2 separate regions of the Homo sapiens genome follow, and region 1 is linked to region 2. Evidence: chromatin loops called from intact Hi-C (ENCODE). Cell type or tissue: heart right ventricle. All regions are shown on one strand. Each heading gives the region's core, and the rest is flanking DNA. Links, peaks and the distances in the headings are about the cores only. Region 1 overlaps DLEU2 (deleted in lymphocytic leukemia 2). Region 2 overlaps DLEU1 (deleted in lymphocytic leukemia 1).

Region 1 (2,918 bases), core at 287-2,786, 300 kb after region 2:
GCTTCCCCTTTACACACTTAAAGGACCATGTAATTAGGCCTCCTCAGGTGATCCAGAATAATCTATTTTCAGATCATCTGAGTAGCAACCCTAATTTTTATCTGCAACTTGAATTATCTCTCACCGTGTAACATAACATATTCACAAATCCCAGAGAGATTAGGACATGTACATCTTTGGACATCTTTGGTAGGCCATTATTCTGCCTACCATATGTATGAATAATTTTTCCTTTACTTTTCTTCAGGAACTCCATGGACCATCATCCACCTCTGAAACTATATGCAAACTATTCACATACATGCATGATTCTAGAGAAAGGGTCTATAACTTTCAACACATTTTCAAAGTTTAAGAATCACTGAGCTGGGTGCAGTGGCACTTGCCTACAGTCCCTGCTACTTGTAAGGCTGAATGGACGATCACTTGAGTCCAGGAGTTTGAAGCCAGCCTGGGCAATATAGAGAGACCCTGTCTCTTAAAAAAACAAAAATCACTGGACTAGCTGATAGAACACCAATGTTCCTTAAAAGAATAGTTTGGCAGTGTCAACACTGCAAAATTTTAGTTTGACTTTTTGATATGTATATTTTTAACTATAATCATAAAACCTTGATATGGGTTGAAAGTTTTTTTCTTGTATTTTTCCTCTGTGTGTTTTTTATAGACTGTGTATATGGAGAGAGAGAGAAAAAGAAAACTCACCCATGTACAAGAGCAAGCAAATGATATAGATGTTCTTTGAACTCTTTTTAATATTGTAACTTTTTGTAAATTTGAAATTATTTCCAAAAAAAGTTGTATTTTTTAAATTAAGTCCCATCTCAGAGAAACAAGACCAACACGAAAATAAAAGGAAGTTGAAAACCCTGCTAAGCAAAGTTTTTAATACATTCAGTAGTATATACTGTTTTCAAGGTACTGTCTGCATTCTTTCTTTCTTTTTTTTTTCTCGAGACAGAGTCTTGCTCAGTGGCCCAGGCTGGAGTGCAGTGGCGCGATCTCGGCTCACTGCAAGCTCCGCCTCCCAGGTTCATGCCATTCTCCTGCCTCAGCCTCCCGAGTAGCTGGGACTACAGGCGCCTGCCACCACGCTCAGCTAATTTTTTTGTATTTTTAGTAGAGACGGGGTTTCACCATGTTAGCCAGGATGGTCTCGATCTCCTGACCTCGTGATCCGCCTGCCTCGGCCTCCCAAAGTGCTGGGATTACAGGCGTGAGCCACCGCGCCCGGCCTGCATTCTTTCTTGAAAGATGAACAGACCTATAGCTTTCACAGTTTTATCTAAATAAGTTAATATGTTGAAGCCAACATTGCATCAGTTGTAGCTTACTCATTATAAACTTCAGCAGGAGGGAAAAAAAGCATAGAAATTACAAGACCTCTGTTCTTCACACTACCCATATTTAGCATCCATTAGCTGGTGATTGCATTTCAGTTTCCAAGAGCAAAACCCCAGATTTTAAATTATGACTTCAGTTCTACTCTTATTGACAAGTAAAGAGGGGTATGCAGAGACACAAACTAACTGTGAGTGGAAAGGGGTGGGGGAGGGATGATTAACTCTTGACTGTATTGAAGAAAGCAAGCTGACACTTCTGCCCTAATTGAGCACCTAAGTAATTGAGTTCTTTCTTCTTATAAAGTACATTACTTTGTAGGGTATTAAAGTTCCAGGCAGGAATTCTTACTAGTTTTAACCCACGAATTTGATGGTCTAAAGTAAAAGCACTTTTCCCGTTTTTCCTTTGAAATTTAACTCAGGAATTTGCACCCCCTTGTGGTCAAATATAAAATTCTTAGTTTTCAAAAGACCGTTTTTTACAATCGGGCTCTCTGTTCAGGCATAGGAACTACTGTATGTTAGTTGATTTTGTTTTCTCCCATTTTAGCAAATCAAGAAGCTTTCATGAAAGATTTTTTCTTAAATAAGACTTTAAACACAATTAGACTTAAATCTTCTAAAAGTGACTTACACATAAACTTTAGTCTCTGCAAAATAGAGATAATTGCACCCACTTAATGAGTTACATGATGATTCGATGGAAAAATGCATGTACATGCTTAGCCCAGTGTCTGACACATATTAGGTCTTCAATAAATGTTATCATTTATCATCATCACTTTAGAATTCTCTTGACATATTATATCTAAAAGGGGACTAAGATAAAAAATTCTACAGTGAGGAAACCAGATTGTGCTACTTACCTATTTGTAAGTTCTAGTACAATTTTACACATGTCTCCCAAATATACCACTTATCCAGACCCCCCCTAGCTGATTGTCCCCACAGGTACATTATATTTTTAAAGTACAAACAATATGTGGTTATCCCTGAATGCTAGAAATTTGGATGATTTTTACTTTATATATATTTTAGATGGGCCTCGGTTTTTTAACCTTAACAATCAGAAAAAGCAATAAATCTATTCCATTTCCAGGTATTATTCTTATGAGATGGTAAAATAAATTAACATCCTTATTTGCCTAACAGGGATCATTATTCATATTTGGGAAAAATCATTTGTCAGTTTGATTTATCATTTTAAGGAGCTCTTGAATAAGAATGCTAACCCCGCCCAGCGCGGTGGCTCACGCCTATAATCCCAGCACTTTGGGAGGCAAAGGCAGACAGATCACGAGGTCAGGAGTTGGAGACCAGCCTGACCAACATGGTGAAACCCCGTCTCTACTAAAAATACAAAAATTAGCCGGGCGTGGTGGCGCGCACCTGTAATCCCAGCTACATGGGAGGCTGAGGCAGGAGAACTGCTTGAACCCGGGAGGCAGAGGTTGCAGTGATCCAACCAGCCTGGGCAACAGAGTGAGGCTCCCTCTCAGAAAAAAAAAGAAAAAAAATGCTGACCCCTAAAGGCACTAACTGTAGTTTGATTTTTGAACAACCATTAAAGAAGCC
Region 2 (2,918 bases), core at 292-2,791:
TAAGCTCAGTCATTTTAAGTGCTTAATACAGAGCCTGGCTCACTATAATCACTCAATAAAATACAGCCAACATTAATATTCAGATTCAAATTCACAGCAAAGATTCATCTTATTATAATATGGCATGTAAATATTAAAAGAAAAATGTCTTTAAATCCTTCTGGACACATATTAAAGCTTCCCAATTGGGAATTTACAAAGAAATAGCCTTAAGAGTATCCAACATTGCTCCCATTTCCATTTCAATAAAAGACTCCAGAAGTTGCTGGTCCTCTAAATAAGCCTTGTCATTTCCTTAAGTAAACTTTCCATACCACTGGGTATAAAATGTAACAGAAAGCTATGTGCTCAATTTATTTTATAGTTTCTTACTTATTGTTTTCCATTTCCTGTTTCAAAGCTGTAAACGTTCCTTAAACTGCAGCTAAAATTACTATTGCCATTGAATTACCTAATTTCTTAGTGTAGAGTCTGGATTGGAGGGCACTCCACCCCCAGTGGGCTACAAGCGGCATGTTGCTAAGCAAGGGCTGTGCAGTTCACTCTTGCACGTGGTTCTGACTTTGCCATTTGATGCAGGTGGGTTCTTTCTGCAAATTGCTCATTAGAAAATCTGGATCCAGATTTTAACCATGGAAGTTATTCTAGAAATATTTAAGGACTGATTGATCCACCAGAAATGGGAACATTTTTACCATATTTGGTCATCGTTCACAGGGAGACCAGAGTTCTCCCTTGTAAAGGCTTTCAACCTATTAAATATTTTATCTCCAAATTCCAGTGAGTCTTTGGAAAAACCTCCAATCTATCCTTCCCCCTTCAGTCAAGGCCAGGATCATGGAGCCCTGCCCTCTAAGATTGACCCATGGAAAGCTCAGGGAAGCGTACTCCTCAGACATCAGTGTCCAGGCACAAGCAAGGCCTTCTGGGGACATCATTCCGTGGAGCTGGGTGCAAGGCCAATGTCTAATCTATTCCAAGAATCAGAACCTAGTTAATGTCTCTCACACACTCCTCTAGAAATGACCATAAAGTTAATGCCATAATCAAATATTTGGGTTTTTTGTTTATTGGTTTGTTTTGTGCCTCCTTCATAATCAATCTCTATTCTGAAAAATGAGAAGTAAACTGCAGCTGTTGGGATTTTCTGCAGATGGTCTCGAGATGGACAGCAAGGTCCCCAACATAAGACTCTATACACTTATGATAATTTTTGTCAGCCATAAACAGATATAATCTCAACCACAATGACTTTAGGCATCCCAAGGCTTCAATCAAATAAGTTTAGATGTCCAAGTATTCAATTTTTATTTAAAATATCACCAGAACTTCAGTGACTCTGAAAACCAATCTTTCATTTTTCCTTAATGGTACCACTGGCTGATCAGACAGACAGGACTCCTGATATTCTAAGTATAAAGGTTATTAAACTGTTAGGCAAACTGTCTTCAGCGAAAAACAGGTTTCAGTTTTCAGTAACCCAAAATAGCATACCACCGTGGCCACTGTGATCTTAGGTAGATCCACCACCGGTGAGGGAATCACTAAAAAAAATGGAAGCTACAGAGTAGTGTTGCCTCAAGCCCTGTGAGCCACCAAGCCTTGATGCCAGAAAGTCTGGATATCATGCAAAGTAGCTGGAAAGCAGGCTACCTGTTGCATGGTGGTGAACTGACGGCATCATCAGGCATTCTGCCCTCCCCACCACAATCTAAATATCAGCAGATGAAATAAACTCGGCGCCAGTGCTGAAGTGGCTCCAACTGTCTCCATCATCAGACACACCCCCTGGCCCTGGCCACTGGGAGGTGCCCCAGAGACAGCAGGTGGGGCTTCTGCTCTCTAAATACAGGAGGCCCTTTCAGCTTCTGCTCTAAGCTCCTTTTAAACCACCACTGGAGATTGGAAAAATCAAAACTTCACAGCAGTGATAAGAGCACTGAAAAGAAGCAGATTTCCTGAGTCTTGAAAGGAAGGGGAATTGGAAGATAATATTTTTCTCACTGCTGTGCCTGTGTTTTCTTAGGCCCAGCTAAATCCAAGGCGGTCTCTCCCAGGCCTAGGCTCTCCGGAGGACTGCGCGCAGGCAGCTGCCGAGGGAACAAGGGAACTTGCTGCCCAAAATGTGTAGCTGCGAGTCCAAGAAAAGGACACAAAATCCTCAGGAAGAAGGTGTGTAATATTTTTGTTGAATCAAATCGTGATTGTGTAAGGGGAAAAAAGACACACATAAAAGGCTATTTAGCGTTTGGCAAAAAGGGGGAAAAAAGAGCTTTCTGTGTTCAGTACAAACTCACTTCAAGGGAGCTGTAGATCAAATTACCAGCCTGTGACATGTGGAGATTGGCTGAGCAGCGGGCTGACAGTAACTCAAATTCCAAAGCTTCTGGACTGTTCCCGAGCCCATAAACTACACAGAAAATGATCCTGTTTGCTGAATTATTTTCAGTTGCAACAGCTGCTGTAACAACTCAGAGAATTTTAATATGTATATACAGGGCTGATGAGTAACCACTTCAAATATTCTGCAATGGGGTCTCATCTTCCCTTTCAATCCTTTTAGGTGGAGGTGCTAGAGCTGCTGTGAGGGGCCCAGAAAAATGAATGGGCATGGGTGCATGTTCAGGGGTTCACACAAGGAGTAGAATTAGAACTGGAATTCTGAGGGGAAGATCCACAGGAGGAAAAGAAATGTATCTTTTCACAATAAACATATACGTATGCATGACTTTTATAATTCAAAAAGTGAATTTTTTAAAAAATCTGGATAAACCCCATATATCATCATGATTAAGAAAGTATCCAATAAAAAAGGTTCGGAAATTAATTTGAATTTAACAAGTGAGTTTGCAATTTAATTTACTAAGAGGTGAGTATATGAGTGGCATTACAGAGTCTACAGACAAGGTTTGGTTGGC

The links. A loop is a pair of places that touch in the nucleus more often than their neighbours do. Peaks named below come from ENCODE experiments on the same cell type or tissue, not always from the same donor. Only the 100,000 strongest peaks of a DNase experiment are listed, where the experiment ranks them.
Region 1: it touches region 2 in a loop (10-fold over the local background); 9 of 110 quality-filtered maps call a loop at or near these places.

What each region holds. Positions count from the first base shown.
Region 1 is chr13:50,084,039-50,086,956 of GRCh38, reverse strand. The region is part of intron 1 of DLEU2 (deleted in lymphocytic leukemia 2); the gene reads left to right. The region is part of intron 2 of DLEU1 (deleted in lymphocytic leukemia 1); the gene reads right to left. Among named protein-coding and RNA genes, the nearest start is that of DLEU1, 3.3 kb to the right of the region's middle. In heart right ventricle, for the core only: CTCF peaks have their summits at 1,587 and 1,787 (motif pointing left); no DNase peak of the experiment used is centred there; H3K4me3 peaks cover 443 bases; H3K27ac peaks cover 391 bases.
Region 2 is chr13:50,386,116-50,389,033 of GRCh38, reverse strand. The region is part of intron 2 of DLEU1 (deleted in lymphocytic leukemia 1); the gene reads right to left. Among named protein-coding and RNA genes, the nearest start is that of DLEU1-AS1, 140 kb to the left of the region's middle. In heart right ventricle, for the core only: a CTCF peak has its summit at 1,809 (motif pointing right); a DNase peak (open chromatin) is centred at 1,773; H3K4me3 peaks cover 1,233 bases; H3K27ac peaks cover 1,428 bases.